Linked DNA regions of Mus musculus: region 2 is linked to region 1. The links are chromatin loops, found by intact Hi-C in ENCODE. Cell type or tissue: left cerebral cortex. All regions are shown on one strand.

Region 1 (8,000 bases):
AACTGTTCAGATGCCCCAACTGGAATTCTGCCTATCTAACCCCGATATGTGTCAAAGTGAGCAGCATATTGAATAGATGCCTTCCTGAAACAAACCAGAGACCACAGAAGCAGCAGCAAGAATGACTGCATGGTTCCCTTCAGGGAACAGGGCATACAGGAAATAGGGCCCCTGGTATGCTCAAGCTAAAGCTTGAAGCCCCAGAGACCCTGAAGGGATGGTAGGAGTTTCACCTGTTCCCAGAACCAGGCCCCTGCACATAGCCACAGGCCCCTATAGAGAGAATTGTGGCCATCAGTCATATAGGGGCAGTGCCCACAAGACCTACCACATGTAGATGAGGCATCCCTAACATTTCAGACCAAGGAAGTATGAAGCAGCTACTGTCAGACCCCAACCCACCCAAAACTATATATAAGATCCTATGCAGAAGGAATAAAAGTGTGTGAGAACTGCTCTGTTGTCTGAGAGCATCTGTCACAAGACCTGTAACACTGCCTGGGAAGAGAATGCTCTTCAGTACAACATCTCAGAGCATCAGCAGCAGAGGCAGCAACAGAGGCAATTTCTCCTCCTGCTTGTACCCTTTCCCCTTCACTTGAACCGTCCCACCTGGCCTGGCCAGAGATCTCTGCGGATAGCCTCCGTACACAGACTGGCAAGGACCCACAGCTCTGAAAGAGACCCTTCTACAAATGGACCTTGATGAGACCGGGATGATAAAAGTCCTGCCCCAGACCCTGTGGGACAAGCTGAAGATACCCAGAATCCTATGCAGAGACTGAGAGCCAGAAATCACTGCAAAGAAGATGCTGTGGCTTGACAGGCTCTGGGGTTCTCCCTAAGGATGGAGGACTGAGCCCAGGCTGAGCACCAGGACTGAGGTCACAAGGCTGCCTCACTACATCAACATCCGTCAAGCCCCTGAGTATAGAGCCCTGATGGTCTGAGGTCGTAGGTTAGCCTAACTTTTCAAAAGTGGGCTTGGTCTCAGAGAACCTTCCTGTCCCCTATCACTCACTGAGGTAAAATTTTGGGGGCTAAGGATAGTTGTTGTGTTAAATCAGGTTAATCTTTTCTTTGTTTTCCTCAGTCTTATTACAAAAAGACAGGATTGTTCTTTTGTTTACAGGCCCTCCAGGATGTTATTATCTTGTTTTATTGCTTGGTTTGACCCCAGGATAAGCCTTGTCACTTGCTTAGCTTAGAGACAGACCCCTATCCTGGTCAGAACAGAAGTCAATGGGTAGATCTTGTTTCTTAACTTGAAACAAGTGTCTCCCATGATCCTTCACCCACACATAAACATTCAAGGGCGTGTTCATGCTTACATATGAGCCCCATTACCCTTGGAGGCCCTCCAGCCTTATGTAGCAAAGGCAATTCTTATCTTCCTTTCACAGACACAAACAAAACGTGCAGGCTTACACATACAAAGTGGCTGAGTCTCAAGTCAGGAGATGCCAACTCCAGAATCAAGATTCTGATTCCCCTTACGATGCCAGGGGTAAGAAGTTGATCATTCATTGTCTCTACACAAAGCGGCTGATAAAAAGCCGCCTTCAGTTGATGTAATTAGTACTTCTAATGTTTGGGGCCAGCTCATACCCTGATGGACGATGACCTATGCACGCCTTGCCTCTATTAGATACCGGGATCACCTCTTCTTGAGAATATCAAAGCTGTCTCTGTCTTTAGCCTTTGGGTGAGAGTTTAAGTGGACAATCCAAATCAGTCACCTGAGAGCTCGAATTAGCTTTGCTTTTCTGCATGTTAACTCCCCTTAGGTGTCCTGTTTAATGATTAAACAGTGTCTGATTCTGAACTTCTTCAAAGGAGAGGAATTTGTACAAGCCCGAGGGCAGTGAAGGCTCCCTGTAGCAGCAGGCCCAGGAAGTACTATTTCTTCTCTTGGTGCCTTCCTGCAGGCTGGTCTGAGGACACCCCGGGCAGCATTTGGGCAAGCCTCGGGCTGTGGGTTAGGTCCCCAGGAACAGGTCTGTAGTTCAGAAGGAGAGTTTAGCAGAAGAGGTGGAGGAGGGGCGGGAGAGATGCCTAATGCGATTTTAAGAAGGTCTTTCATTTCATATTCGATCACTTCTGTAATGAAGAATCATTTTACACTTAACATTCACATTTAAAGTGTCAGTATTTCTTTGGCCTCTAAGGACATATTAAATGGATGGCAGGTGCTAAATATAACAACACTATTGAAATTGAAGAAACACGGAGCCAGATAGATAAATGTGATTTACTTATTATACGCATATGAGAAATGGTCTTTGTACATGTAAGGATAGACAATATTTTCCAAATAAACAAATTGAAGCATGTTGTACCCTTACCAGGTGGTGGGAGACACAAGCTGCCTGAGTCAGATGTCCAAGGTCACACGCAAGATGAGAGGCAGGGATTGTACCAACAGGCAGACATTGCTTATAGAATCCTAGCGTGTAGAAACCGTCTTTGTGTCTCAGCCCACCAAATTTCAGCTCAACATGTCCCACCTTCTGTCTAACTGTCCTTCTGACTGTCAGAATGGGATCCTTGATTTCACAAACCCTCAGTTCATCTAGAGCAGCAACTCTCAACCTGTGGGTCACTACTGCTTTGCCAAACCTCTACCTCCAAATATATTTGCATTATAATTCATAAGAGTAGCAAAATTACAGCTATGAAGTAGCAACACAAATAATTTTATGGTTGTGGTCACTACAATATGAGGAATTCTATTAAAGGGTCAAGGCATTAGTAATTACCAATGTTTAAGTATCATAGGTTCTCAGCCTTCCTTTTTTCATCTCTAACTCATATTACATTGCCCTGATGGAGTTGTAGGAAGAGACACTGTGTACATAGACACCAAATGCGATAGTTAAAATAGCCATCACTGGTCAAGAAGTCCCAGGAGAAATGGTAGCAGACTCATCTTTGCTTACAAGGGCCATCTGGGTGGCCAAAGCTTAAAAGGCTTGCTTTCAAGTGAACCCTAGGGATCCCCTGTAGCTGCATGTAATCTCTGCATGGCTCTGCACTGGTAGAACTCTTGATTCTGACAGGCCGCATTCTGAAGGAGCTGGGGAAAATTTCTCAGCAGGCGACTCTAAGCACGCTTACATTTTATTAGCTTTGTTAAGTACCAGGTCTGAGAGTTTGCCAAGGAAGTGGTCAGAGATGGTCACTGCTCTGGAGTTGGAGAGGATTTCAGAGGGGAGGGAGGGAGAGGGGGAGGGGGAGGGGGGAGGGAGGGAGGGAGGGAGAGAGAGAGAGAGAGAGAGAGAGAGAGAGAGAGAGAGAGAGAGAGAGAGAGAGAGAAATTAATTAGCTTGTCAGATCTCCCCTGTGCGCAGGAGTGTGATAGAGTCTTCAGACGGAGGGAATCATTTTCTATTGGTGATGAGCATCCACGTCCCGGCTTCTTTTCCTGGTCCAATTTAGAGTTCTCAAGTTATTCACAAATCAGCTCGGCATTCACAACAGTCCCACAGAGCAGCTACAGGACATGCTGCAATGTTAAGCCGTGCATTTGAACATACGCAAGTCTAGACAGACCCTGCACGTTTCTACCTTGTCACACTGACACCTGGATGTGTCCTGGAGTTGTGAATTTAAACTGATTTTTCTATAAAATTTTTATTTAAATTTAAACGTTTAAAATTTAAATGTTTGTGAATTTAAGTCATGGATACAATCTCATTTTAATTTTTGTTTGTATTTTGTCTTTATAAGTAAGCTTTTAATTGTACCTGCTGTGAGGGCCATTTCTAAACCTATATACATAGAAGTGAGACGAGATGGAGTCGGCATGATGCACTCATAAATACATATATGTTCATATACAGGCAACAGTATTAATTAAATAAGAGATCATAAAGCTGAGAGGAAGTTTGGGGACAGGAAGATGCTGAAGAGGATAAACTGTGGATTAAAATTGATATAAACAGAGTAATAGTAGCCATGTATGAAATTCTCAAAAATAATGAAAGGCAATGATAAAATGAATGCTTAAAACCTTTATATAAATATTTGCCTCTTGTTTTTAATAGTTTTTAGCATTTCAGAGGATATGGGTTTTTTTCTGAAAACAGGTAATTGTCTTGGTTTTTACATTTTACATATTTTTTATATTCTCAACATTAACTTCGGTGAGACTTTCAGCTGACATGAAATGTGAATATATGAAAATACATACCCGTTCTGAATAAATTCCATTTATATTTTAACCACCTAGGCTATTGTTTCCAATAGGACCAAAGTCATGGGGAAATTTTAAGGGTGTCAATATCGTTAGTGGTTTTTGCTGAGAAGTGAAAAGAGTAAATCAATCTTCTGTAAGAAATATCAGCTTATGAGTCACATGTCTCTGCTAATACTCACCCGACATAGTTATTCCACACCCAGCACCTGCAATAATAATTAAATTAAGCTCTCTCTTATGTTTTCATGTCTTCCCATCTCGTGAATATCACACATTTTCATTTTGAAGATATTTTTGCCAAAGTATAAGGACAGAAAGTATTTAACTCAGCAGCTCCCCATCTTGTACGGCATCCAATTGCGCCATCACTGCGACAGCTCCACATCCTTCATTTCCTTGCCTGGCGTATCTGACCTTGCACCCATCAAAAAGACCATTTTGCAGAGGAGAGCACTGAAGCTACTAGCCCGAGCAGAGCTCTAGCCACACAAAGGCTCCTCTCATCAGAAGCGCCTCCTACCGGCCTTTGAAAAAATGCTCTTTTGTGCAAACGCTTGCCTTCTTTTTATTTCTTCAGGGGCAGAGGTTTAAGGAGTCTCAATTTCTCCTCTAACAGGAGTTCTAGGTTAAAACATACAATGATGATACCTTAGAGGATGGGCAGATAGTGGGGAACTTTTGTGTCACCCTCAAGAGAAGGTTAGAGTTCTGTCCCAAATAGCTATAGAGAAAATACAAAAACAAAAACTACAACAGAAGCTGTGAAGATCAGCCTTGAAGTGAGGGGAAACACCTCTCTCTCCCTCCCTCCCTCCCTCCCTGCCTCCCTCCCTCCCTCCCTCCCTCCCTCCCTCCCTCTCTCTCCCTTTCTCTCTCTCTCTCTCTCTCTCTCTCTCTCTCTCTGTCTCACTCTCTGTCTGTCTGTCTGTCTGTCTGTCTCTCTCATCAGAAGGTATAAACAGCCTCCTTTCCCACACCACAGGCAGGCCTCATTTTGATATCTATGTTCTCCCAAGCCCACCTCTCCTGACCATCCACAGAAAAACAGAAGGCAGGAGGACGTCCTGTCTCCATTCCCGACCCCCTCTGCCCCTATTTTCTTTTCCTGACAGCCCTGGCAATAGCAGTCGCTGTCAGGCTGTAATTTAAAGCAAACCAATGCAAACTTGAACCAACTTTATGATGTGATTGACAGGCCGGATTGGAGAGTTATTTTCCCCCACTTGCATGAAATCCCTGCAAGCAGGTACTAAGATCCTAACACATCTCATATTATTCCTTAATCCACTCAGCAGCAATGTTTGGCATCCAGCTTTATAATAAAAGGTATCAATTAGGAGCTGTCGATGTTTTCTGAGGCAATATCTAATTACAGTCACTTGCTATAGGCGATCTTGTTAAAAAATTTGAACAGAATGAGTAAGTATTCCTGACAAGTTTAATGCATTATTAAAGGCGTAATTACTCAGTTATTGCTCATGTAATCCTGAGTTAATTATGTGACTTCAAAATTCATCACTTTTATGTTTATTGAACTTTGATAAGTTCACCCATATCTGATTTATCCCAGTGATCCATTCCCTTTTTTTTATTTCAGACCAGTTTGGAATTGAGCAGTCATTTTCCAAGCAGTGTCAGGGCATCCCAAACTGTCATTTGTGGAGGACACCAGCATGGAGATGTGCCATGCTGCCACAGGACACAGGCATTCTTCTACACACTCTCAACAGAGGATGTGTAGCCTGTTGGTTAGAGCCACAGGAGCACAGGCCTGCTTTTCATTCCTCAGTAGATGTAAGGGCTCAGGACTCTGACTACTACCCTTGAGAAGGTGACTCCAAACATCTTGCAGATATATGGGAAGTTAGGAATCCAACACAGAAGAAGAGCAAACCAACTGAAGTCAGGATAGCAGGATGGTCATAAACCACATTTCCCTACATAAGAACTTTCTGTTTTCTAAGACTGGGAAGAAAAAAAAAAAAAAAAAAACACTTCTGCTGGCACAGGCCAGAATCTCAGAAGAATTGAAGCAGGAGGTCACAGTTATCAAAATAAATAAGCTAAATATTGTTCTATCTGTCTTCCTTCTTTATTTGAGAAGGAAGAACAGAAAACATTCTAGAAATAGAAAAAATAAATCAATTTCCTAATCAGTGTAGATTAGGTACTACGTACCTTAATGTGTATGGTAGCTACTTCCCACACACCAAGAATTCCCCTGTAGATATCAAAGGGGGTGTCCTGTAGTCATTTAGATTCCAACATTGTCTACCTGGCCATAATGTAAGCTACTTCCCTTCCTAAAATTAAGGCTCTTATCTCACAAGACTTCCCAAATTTCTCTCCTTAAGATGTCAGCTCAAACTGGTGGTGGTGGCATGATCAAGAGGCAGAGGCTGATGGATTTCTGTGAGTTCGAGTCCAACCTGGTCTACAGACAAAGCTAAAGACAGCCAAGGCCACACAAAGAGACCCTCTCTCAGAAAAATAAAAAAAGGTGTCCTTTGAAATTAAAACATAGTAATAGATAGTAATCTATACTCCTGACTAAGTAGTTATAAATCAAATTTTCTAAGCCATCTCCTTGACTTTTATGAATTCACTAGGTCAACTCACAGAACTCAGGTAAACAATTCTCTCAATGTTGCTAAAGCCCACAAGCAGGACGGGAAGCACACTTAGAACCAGGTGTGTGAGAAAGGGCATAGAATTGCCAAGCTCTCTCTGATGTGCTGTCCTCCAAACACTTCTACATGTTCAAACACAGTCAACCGTTCTTCAAGCTCTGCCCTTCTGAGATTTTATGACGGTCTCATCCTGTAGGCATCGTTGGTTACATCTTTGGTCTTTGGTGAGTGACTATAAACTTTTCAGCCACTCTGCATCCCATGAATTAGGTGGAAGGCTGAACATTTCTACCTTCCAATGACATGATCGTTTCCCCTGGCAACCAGCCTCCTGCCTGAGGCTTTCCAGGAGCACATGAAGAGTGGGCTCTGAAAAACAAAAGATGTGCCTATCATCCAAGATGTCCCACAGGATTTAGAAGCTCTGCTTCAAAAACTGAGATCAAAGGCTAAATAACAGAACAAAATATTATCCCAAGGCCCAGTACCACAGATTGAGAACGTCTGCCTCAGTAACCATAGGCAAATACATGACATACAGTCTTGATTACCTCAACTTTTACGCTCACTACACTTGTCTCTCTCAGATCCTCCAGTGTCACCTTTGCTCCTGAGCCTGGGTGTGTGGGACATCTCCTCTCTCTAAGGAACCTAAGACAAGTGAAAATGCAGTCACCACCCAGGCTGTGTGGCAACTGAGGTAATAAATCCCACTCCGTTTCCACTCAGAGGAAGACTCTTCAATTAAGTAGGAATTGATTTTCCAATGATTTTTTTTTTCTCCTGCTGGCCATTGGTAGTAGAATGCTTAAACCAGCTCCAGCCCTCCCTTGTAGGCGAGAATAATAAACCTGCTGCTGCTGCTGCTGCTGCTGCCAAAAGAGTTACCTCAAATGTAGGGAGTGCTGTAATCATTCTATTCTAGGTAAAGATGGTAGGGCCCATAGTAAAGGGTCTAGGTTACAGATGCTAAAAATGCCAGTCCCTGTGGGTAGAAACATAGCTTCATGGTGTTCCCATGTGCCTTTATGACCTGAGCAGATGGCACCAATCCTTTGGTCTGGGATCCCCAACCACTATCACGTGGGATGACAAAGGGGACATGGAAACCAAGGGACACGTGGATAGCAAGATGTGATTGAAAAAAACAAACTGTTGAGAAGCCATAATCC
Region 2 (8,000 bases), 920 kb before region 1:
AGAGAAGGGACCCAGGGGTGTTTGTGACATCCACAACAAGGCAGTAAAGCACTTCCCTTAGAATCCGGAAGAGGTTCAGCGTTAACAAGATCAGTCAGTAGTCTTACAGAGAGTTGGAAATTCCAACTTTTTGGAGCCAGAAGTGTACAGACACCTGGGTCCATGGGTCACTGCTCATTCAAGGTAGAAAAACCCTTCCCCCCACTGCACAGGACTGATGTCAGAAGTTCTGCTTTATCACCTCTGTGCACATTTAAATGAAGCACTTAACCTCTATGAGCCTCCCCTATGCCTTTGGGTGAGCTTGGCCATCTCAGGGCCCTTTATGAATGTGAAACTCGTAGGACAATTGCCAGCCAATCTATGCAAAGTAGGAATAATGATAGCTGCTGCCTATGAGAGATGTGAGTATCAGAATCCAATGGCAATGTGAATAATAGACCTTTCAAATTCTCTTTGAGGCTGTACTACTCAGTGGTTATGGAATGTGAGCCTGGTGTGAATTTTAAAATGATCTCTCTGACACACTAAAACAAAGCAAAAAGAAGTGCACTTTGCTGCTGTAGAACAAATCCAGGCTTCTTGGCTGTGCGCTGGAGGGGTTCTCCATCCCCGCTGGGCAGATAGATGGTGTTACTGTGGTTGCTACAGGGCCAGAGGTACCAGGATCTAGAATAGCACCAGCCCTTTTTGGAAGTGCTGCTTTGGATTTTGATGGAGGTTGTGCGAGGAGGGACTAAGTGGAAGTGATAGCTACTGTGGAGAGGGAGGAAGAAGGAGGGCAGGACGCCCTAGCCAACCACGCATTTGGAAGCCAGACTTCCAGAGGTTTTCAGGCAACGCAGGGAATCTTCTCTAGGGGTCTTGTGAAGATAGCGCAGACCTCAGGGCTACACGAGAAGTCTGGGCAACAAAATGTCCAAAGGCAGGCTTTTGAGGTTTTTCTTGTTTTTCTTTCCAAACGCTACTCCCTCCCCAGTAAAACGCAGGCCCTGGGGCCCTGAAGTCCAAGGGTTTCTGCTTGGTGACTTCCGACAGCCCCTGTTATGTAAGGGGCTGCAAGTCTCCAACTTCTACATGCAGAAAGATGTGGTCACTCACCCAGTACACACACACACCACGTACACACGCACGCGCCTCCTATGTGCCATAAATCTCACTCCTACACTCGCAGAGCAGATCCGCCTACTTGCTCACAAAGCACCTGCAGCCCTCCGGGAAACCGGGAAGAGCCACGCACCTCAGCGCAGGTGCCAGGGCGCCGCCCTAGTCCGAAAGCGCAGGCTGAAAGGCGCGCCGCTGGGTATTTATCAAATTACCCTGATGGCATGGCAGAGATGTCACGAAGAAGGCAGTGTCGAGAGAACCTCATACTTGCTCTTTTGGAGAGTAACTTTTGCTCCTAAAATAAGAGTACCTCAAGGCCAAGTATCTAGGACCCTTCCGAGTCCTTCCATCACTGCGATGTAGTTAAAGGATGATGCAGCAGGGCTTGCTTTGGAGAAAAAAAAATCCTCAAGTATGTATTTAGGCGCTAGGTAGGAACTGTTGGGTACAGGGGCTCTGGCCACTGGCAATCCCGGCTTTCCTTCGGTGCCTGGGCCTCCTGCCTCTTTCCCCTTGCTTCTCCACTTCTTTCAACAACCCATCGAGGTCTTATTGCGCGTTGGGCTCCGAGTTAAAATGCGTCCCTGAACCCTCTCCACCTCCCCTGCCTTTCAGGGTTGGGGGGACCAGTCCTTTGTCCTGTCCTGCTGTGATACCATGGACTGGGAGGAATCCTCACGCGAATACTGAGTCTGCAGTGGCAGCCTGGAGAGAGAAAGGTCATTAGCCCAGGAGTTCCAAAACCATGCAGCAGAGCGCATAGGAATTAGAATGGGGGAGGCTGGACCATTGAAATGGGATAGGCTGCGAGCAAAGGCCTTCAATTGGGGCAACCCTCCTGTTTCACTCTTGCGCCCACCGGAGTGTGGTGTTCTCTCTCTCTCTCTCTCTCTCTCTCTCTCTCTCTCTCTCTCTCTCTGGAAGGAGGGGCTACTCCAGGACGGAAACGGGTTGGGGGGTGGGAAAGTGAACCTAGGAGACGCTGAGATAGCTCATCTAAAGCTCAGAGGAAGAGAGTGGTTACAACAGAGATAGTCACGGGGACAAAGAGGAGAAAAACGGCCGGGACAAAGGCCGAGTCCCCCAAGCCTGAGAGAGTAGCGCTTCTTCTGGAGTTTTACAATTACTGGTCTGGGGCCACAAGAGTCCTCTTCAAGGGCCACATTCTTGAGAAGTGGGGTTTGAGCCCTCCGTGATGACAGAGACACGCGGGAGCAAGCCCTGCTCTGCTGCCCTCCCCGGTGTTCCCAGGAGGGTTTGCAGTGAGGCGCGTACTCGGGAAGCGCTGCGTCTCGGATGACTGGGGGTGGGGGGAGTGGGGCGAGGTTAAAGCTGGAGCCCCATGAGTGTTAAGAGAGTATGCGTGTGGTGGTCGAGCCTGAAACCCCGGTTTGCAGAGACCCGGAACTCTAAACCTGATGGTCTCAACGTCCCCTGGCTGAGCCGAGGTCCGAGAGCGCGCTCTCCTCGCAGGACCGCAGCTGCGACTCTTAGGCGAGAGTCTGTGTCCTCATCGCCCATCTCATCTGTGGGAGGTTCAGCCTAACCGCCCTGGCTCTCTACCTAGGCAGTCGAATCATTTCTGCCGAGAGCGCACTTCTCCAAAGGGCTCGAGATTTCCCCAGCAGTTCACTGATCTAAACCTTTTAGGTGAAGTTTTAGTTAAAATACACCCATTTGGTTAAAATTAGGCTCCTGTGACCAGTCTCTACCCCGCCTTCCCTAAGGATTTAAGAAGGGGGGAAAGGCTTTTCTTATTGATTGGAAGCAAATTTTTCTTTCTGTTAAAAGGGGGGAAAAGGTCTGGTCTGGTTGTCAATGCTGCGGGTCACTAGCCCCCCGTGCGCGGTGTTGGAGGGCAGGTCCTGTGCAGCCAGCAGCTAGGACACACTCACCCAGCGCGCTTTCTGACGCTCATCTTTCCGCGTCCTGAGCTGGGAAGCAAAAAGCGACGTGGGAGCCGGGTCGGATCTCCGGATCCAGCGAATTCGACATCTATTCACTTTTGGGGTCGGGGTCGGGGTCTGAGGAAAGTCCCACATTTCCTGCCCTTCTGGCCCAGGGCAGGGAGTCTCTGTCGGCGCCCAACAGCCCTGTCTGAAAGCCCAGTGTTCTGCCTTCCTCCTCCCGTCTGCGTTCCGGAGAAGTTTCTCATCCGGTAGCCCTGAACCTTCGTCACCTGGCGTTTTCAGTTTAGAATACTGATCTTCCCAGCTCAGGACCTTTCCTGAGAGGAGTAGCCCACAAGCACACCTGGAAGGCTTGCATATGGAATTTCAGAAAAGGTGAGCAGAGAGGGTTAGTGGTTGAGTCCAAAGATGGGGTCGGAGGGCCTGTGCATAGTTCCAGAGGAGTCTGCCCTGGCTTTCAGGCCGCACACAGCCTGCGTTCAGGCCTGGCTTGGCCGGATCAGTTAGCTGGACCTGCACGGGTCCGAGACGCCATCCAAGCCTTCCCTCCCGCAAAGAACAAACCGGTTCAGGGCGCCGTTGCGCACCGTGGCCACTTGGGGTCGCACTTTATGCCTGTTTGAATCTCCTTGCAGCCGTCAGAAGCTTGGATCAGCTTAATCCTTACAAAACGTTCAGACAAAAACAGGGCCGGGTTCCCCAGCATCCCAGAGCCACTGAGTGCACAGACCGGTGTTGGTCTCGGCTCTGAGCCTCGGAGTTGTAAGGTTTCCACACGACTGGCAAGTGAAAGGTATTCAGAGCCTTTGGGCCAACTCTGTTTGTTTGTTTATCTTCTTTGGGAGCGTTTGGGGGTGTGTGTGGGGGGGTGGCGAATGCACGGAGCTGCGAGACCACTGGAGCTCTGTCTTCTGAGCTCAATCACTGAACCGGCTAAGAGAGGAACAGCGTCTCTTGGCCCGAGGAACCTTCCTAGAGGTTAAGAGTTAGATCTGAACAGAACTCTTGGAGCCCCAACCCCGCCCTCCCCCACCGCATACATTAGCGCAGACAGAGCTACCGAAACACAGGCACGCACCACACACATTCACTCGGCCCGCGGCGCCGAGGACACACGGAGCGTCGCCCACTGGGCGGGGGCCGCTTGGGAACAAAGGGCCAGGGAAGCGACATCCCGGGCGCTTATTCTGAGCCTACTTGGGGGTGACACGGGCCGAGGGTGGGAGTGTAAAGAGTATGTAGGGAGGCGTGAGTGCAGACAGCGGGGTGGGAACGGCGGCTTGGTCCAGAAGTGGGGCGCGCACTGAAGGCAAGCGTGCGGGAACCTCGACTCAGAGGGTGTTGGGGGTTGGGACCAGGCGGTCCGTCCCACTCGGCTCCAGCCCTCCTCCAGGCCTCAACGGCTTCGGGGCTCCTCCGGTCTCCAGTCAGCTGACGCGGGGGGGCGGGGGAGCTGTCAGGCACGCCCCGCCCAGCGTCGCTGGGCCGCGGGGGCCGTGCAGCCATTGGCCAACACGCCGGGCCGCTTGGGCCCCCGCGCTCCAGTGACATCAGGAAGCGATAAAAGGCGGCGGCGGCGCCAGCTCCTGCACAGCTGCACCGCCGGGCTGCGAGCGGCTGCAAGCAAGAAAGCCCTAGAGCCAAAGAGTCGGAGAGCGAGCGGCGGGCGCTTGCCCCGCGCCTCCCCTCTGCCCCTGCGCGCACCTCGCCGGCTTCTCTACCCTGCCCCGGCTCGACCTGACTCGTTCCCGGCGCGCTCGCAGCCCCAAGCTCCGGGGCAGCTCAGGCAGCCTCGGGAGGACTCTCCGGCGCGCCGCCGCGTCCCCAGACAAAGGCTTGGCCGGCGGCCCCGGCCCGCTGCGCCCTCGGCTCCCCGCCTCCCCGGCTTGCCGCTCTTCGCCCCCGCGTTTGGCTCGGCGCGTCCCGGCCGGCCGCAAAGTTTTCCCCGCGGCAGCGGCGGCTGAGCCTCGCTTTTAGCGATGGCCGCGGAGCTGAGCATGGGGCAAGAGCTGCCCACCAGCCCGCTGGCCATGGAGTACGTCAACGACTTCGACCTTCTCAAGTTCGACGTGAAGAAGGAGCCCCTGGGGCGCGCGGAGCGTCCGGGCCGGCCATGCACACGCCTGCAGCCTGCTGGCTCGGTGTCGTCCACCCCGCTCAGCACTCCGTGCAGCTCCGTGCCTTCTTCTCCCAGCTTCAGTCCGACTGAACCGAAGACCCATCTCGAGGACCTGTACTGGATGGCGAGCAACTACCAGCAGATGAACCCCGAGGCACTCAACCTGACGCCCGAGGACGCGGTGGAGGCGCTCATCGGTTCGCACCCAGTGCCCCAGCCGCTGCAGAGCTTCGACGGCTTCCGTAGTGCGCACCACCATCACCACCACCACCACCCTCATCCGCACCACGGGTACCCAGGAGCAGGTGTGACTCACGATGACCTGGGCCAGCACGCTCACCCGCACCATCACCATCATCACCAAGCGTCGCCCCCGCCGTCCAGCGCTGCCAGTCCCGCGCAACAGCTACCCACTAGCCACCCGGGGCCGGGACCGCACGCAACAGCCGCGGCGACGGCTGCGGGCGGCAACGGTAGTGTGGAGGACCGCTTCTCTGATGACCAGCTGGTGTCCATGTCGGTGCGTGAGCTGAACCGCCACCTGCGGGGCTTCACCAAGGACGAGGTGATCCGCCTGAAGCAGAAGCGGCGGACCCTGAAGAACCGGGGCTACGCCCAGTCGTGCAGGTATAAACGCGTCCAGCAGAAACATCACCTGGAGAACGAGAAGACGCAGCTCATTCAGCAGGTGGAGCAGCTTAAGCAGGAGGTGTCCCGGCTGGCCCGCGAGAGAGACGCCTACAAGGTCAAGTGCGAGAAACTCGCCAACTCCGGCTTCAGGGAGGCGGGCTCCACCAGCGACAGCCCCTCCTCTCCTGAGTTCTTTCTGTGAGTCCTGGCGGGTCCGGCCCCCGCCCTTGCCCTGGCCCAGACTCCCTATTCTGCGCCCCTAGCCCTGGACTCCCTGTCCCTGCCATGGCCCCGGCCTTGACCTGTTTGACTTGAGCTAGAGGGAGGAAGGACGCGCGGGTCGCGGGAGTCAGGCGGGAGCACGGGCGGGCAGAGAACCTTGGCTAAGAAGAGGGCAGCTCAGGGCGGCGCAGCCTCTTAGACTTGGGCAGAGTTAGAGAAACCCGGGCGGGTGCGAGGTCCGGGAGTAACTTTTCTCCAAGCTGGAAGGCCGCGAGGCTTATTCCAAGGAGTCGCCAAGGCCGTCTGGACACTTCTGGCTCTGAGAACTTTGTGAGTGCCAGGGCCGCCGCTTTGCAGCCCAGGACTCAGTTCGTCCCAGGAAGAGCAGAGGAGAGGAGAGGGACTCTGGAGTCCCCGTGGGCACGAGGCAAGGCTGAGCTAAGGAAGGAAAAACAGACAGATCTGTCTGTCCAGAGTACGGAGAACACTGGCTCTCAGCCGGAGACGCGGGCCTCAGTTAGGACTTTCGGCGCGCGAAGGAAAAAAAAAATCTCATCAGTTTTAATGCCTGCTCGATTATATAGAAAAATACGAAAATCTGCATTAAAAATATTAATCCTGCATGCTGGACATGTATGGTAATAATTTCTATTTTGTACCATTTTCTTGTTTAACTTTAGCATGTTGTTGATCATGAATCATAACCCCCTTGTTTCTTTGGGTGAGAAGGGATGCAGTTCCCAAACTCCTGCGGCTGCGAGCGAGCGAGCAGAGTTTCAGTCGCCGGCCGGCTTGTAGATTACCCGCCCCGGCCAAACCATCTTGAGAAGGTAGCAGCAAGCTGAGTCTTTGTTTGGGTTTATTATTATGCCATTTTTGTTTGTAAGTAAAAATAAAAGAAAGAAAAAACCCACCAAGCCCAACTTTGTCCGGGGAATCCTTGGGATTATCTCTTCGCCCCCCTCGTCCTTCCCACTTCAGTTTTAAGTTTTGTTGAGGGAAAGCTAAGGGAGAGACAGATGCCGAGATCCACATCGTGCAGGAGTGTGTCCTTTATTATTGTTGGGTCTTGGGGCCAAATTGACATACACACACCCACGACTGCTCCTCTACACACACACACACACACACACACACACACACACACACACACACACACACACACACACACGAAGAAAACAAGACAGGCTTTGCGTCCTAAGAAGTCAACCCAGGGCTGGTTTGGAATCCTCTAGAAGAGCGCTAACTGCAAACTCCCTCCCCCCAGGGCTTAGGGTGAAAAGATTTCTTCCACCTCTTGCTACGTGTGATGATCTGAGCTCCCATTGAGCCAAACAGCCATTCTTAGAATGTACTAGAAACCCACACATTGGCAACTAACGCTGCAACTCTCAAGTGTGTCCTTTAGACCAGTGCATTATATGTTTCTCTGCTGTCTGGAGAGCAGGGAGACTTAATGGTGGTGTTCAAGTCCCTTCCGTTGTACAGTAGTTATAGGGGAGGTCTAGGTGTTTTTCTTTACTGTTACTTTCATTTCTGCGGGTCAGTAAGAGGATTCGGTTGCACTGACAATAAAAAAAAAATACCAAAATGAAAGCGGACTTTTTAAAAATCCCCACCTGAATTTGCTGGCACTGCTGGCTGGATGCTTTTTTGTTTGTTTGTTTTGAGTTTGTATTAGTTGATACAATTTACAGTAAATAACAAGATTGTATGAACCGCATGGTGCTTGCAGTTTTAAATATTGTGGATATTCGTCCTGCATCGGAAACGAGCTTTGGTTTTTACTGATTCAACTGTGTTGAAATCAAACTTGCCGCAACGCAACAGAAATTGTTTTTAATTTCATGTAAAATAAGGGATCAATTTCAACCCCCTGCTTATGATATGAAAATATTAAAATCTAGTCTTATTGTAGTTTTAATTCAGACTGGTTTCTGTTTTTTGGTTATTAAAATGGTTTCCTATTTTGCTTATTAAAACCATGTAGATGGTGTTTATTTAGAGGACTC

The links. A loop is a pair of places that touch in the nucleus more often than their neighbours do. Peaks named below come from ENCODE experiments on the same cell type or tissue, not always from the same donor. Only the 100,000 strongest peaks of a DNase experiment are listed, where the experiment ranks them.
Region 2: it touches region 1 in a loop (4-fold over the local background); 3 of 42 quality-filtered maps call a loop at or near these places.

The regions. Positions count from the first base shown.
Region 1 is chr2:159,440,475-159,448,474 of GRCm38, reverse strand. No RefSeq gene overlaps it. Among named protein-coding and RNA genes, the nearest start is that of Gm25090, 310 kb to the right of the region's middle. In left cerebral cortex, a CTCF peak has its summit at 4,715; a DNase peak (open chromatin) is centred at 4,702.
Region 2 is chr2:160,363,673-160,371,672 of GRCm38, reverse strand. Mafb (v-maf musculoaponeurotic fibrosarcoma oncogene family, protein B (avian)) reads left to right here and starts at 4,608. Exons shown (of 1, transcript NM_010658.3): 1 at 4,608-7,996. The coding sequence starts at 4,997. The coding sequence ends at 5,968. In left cerebral cortex, CTCF peaks have their summits at 3,608 (motif pointing right) and 4,593; DNase peaks (open chromatin) are centred at 3,636, 4,509 and 7,314; H3K4me3 peaks cover 4,191 bases; H3K27ac peaks cover 1,833 bases.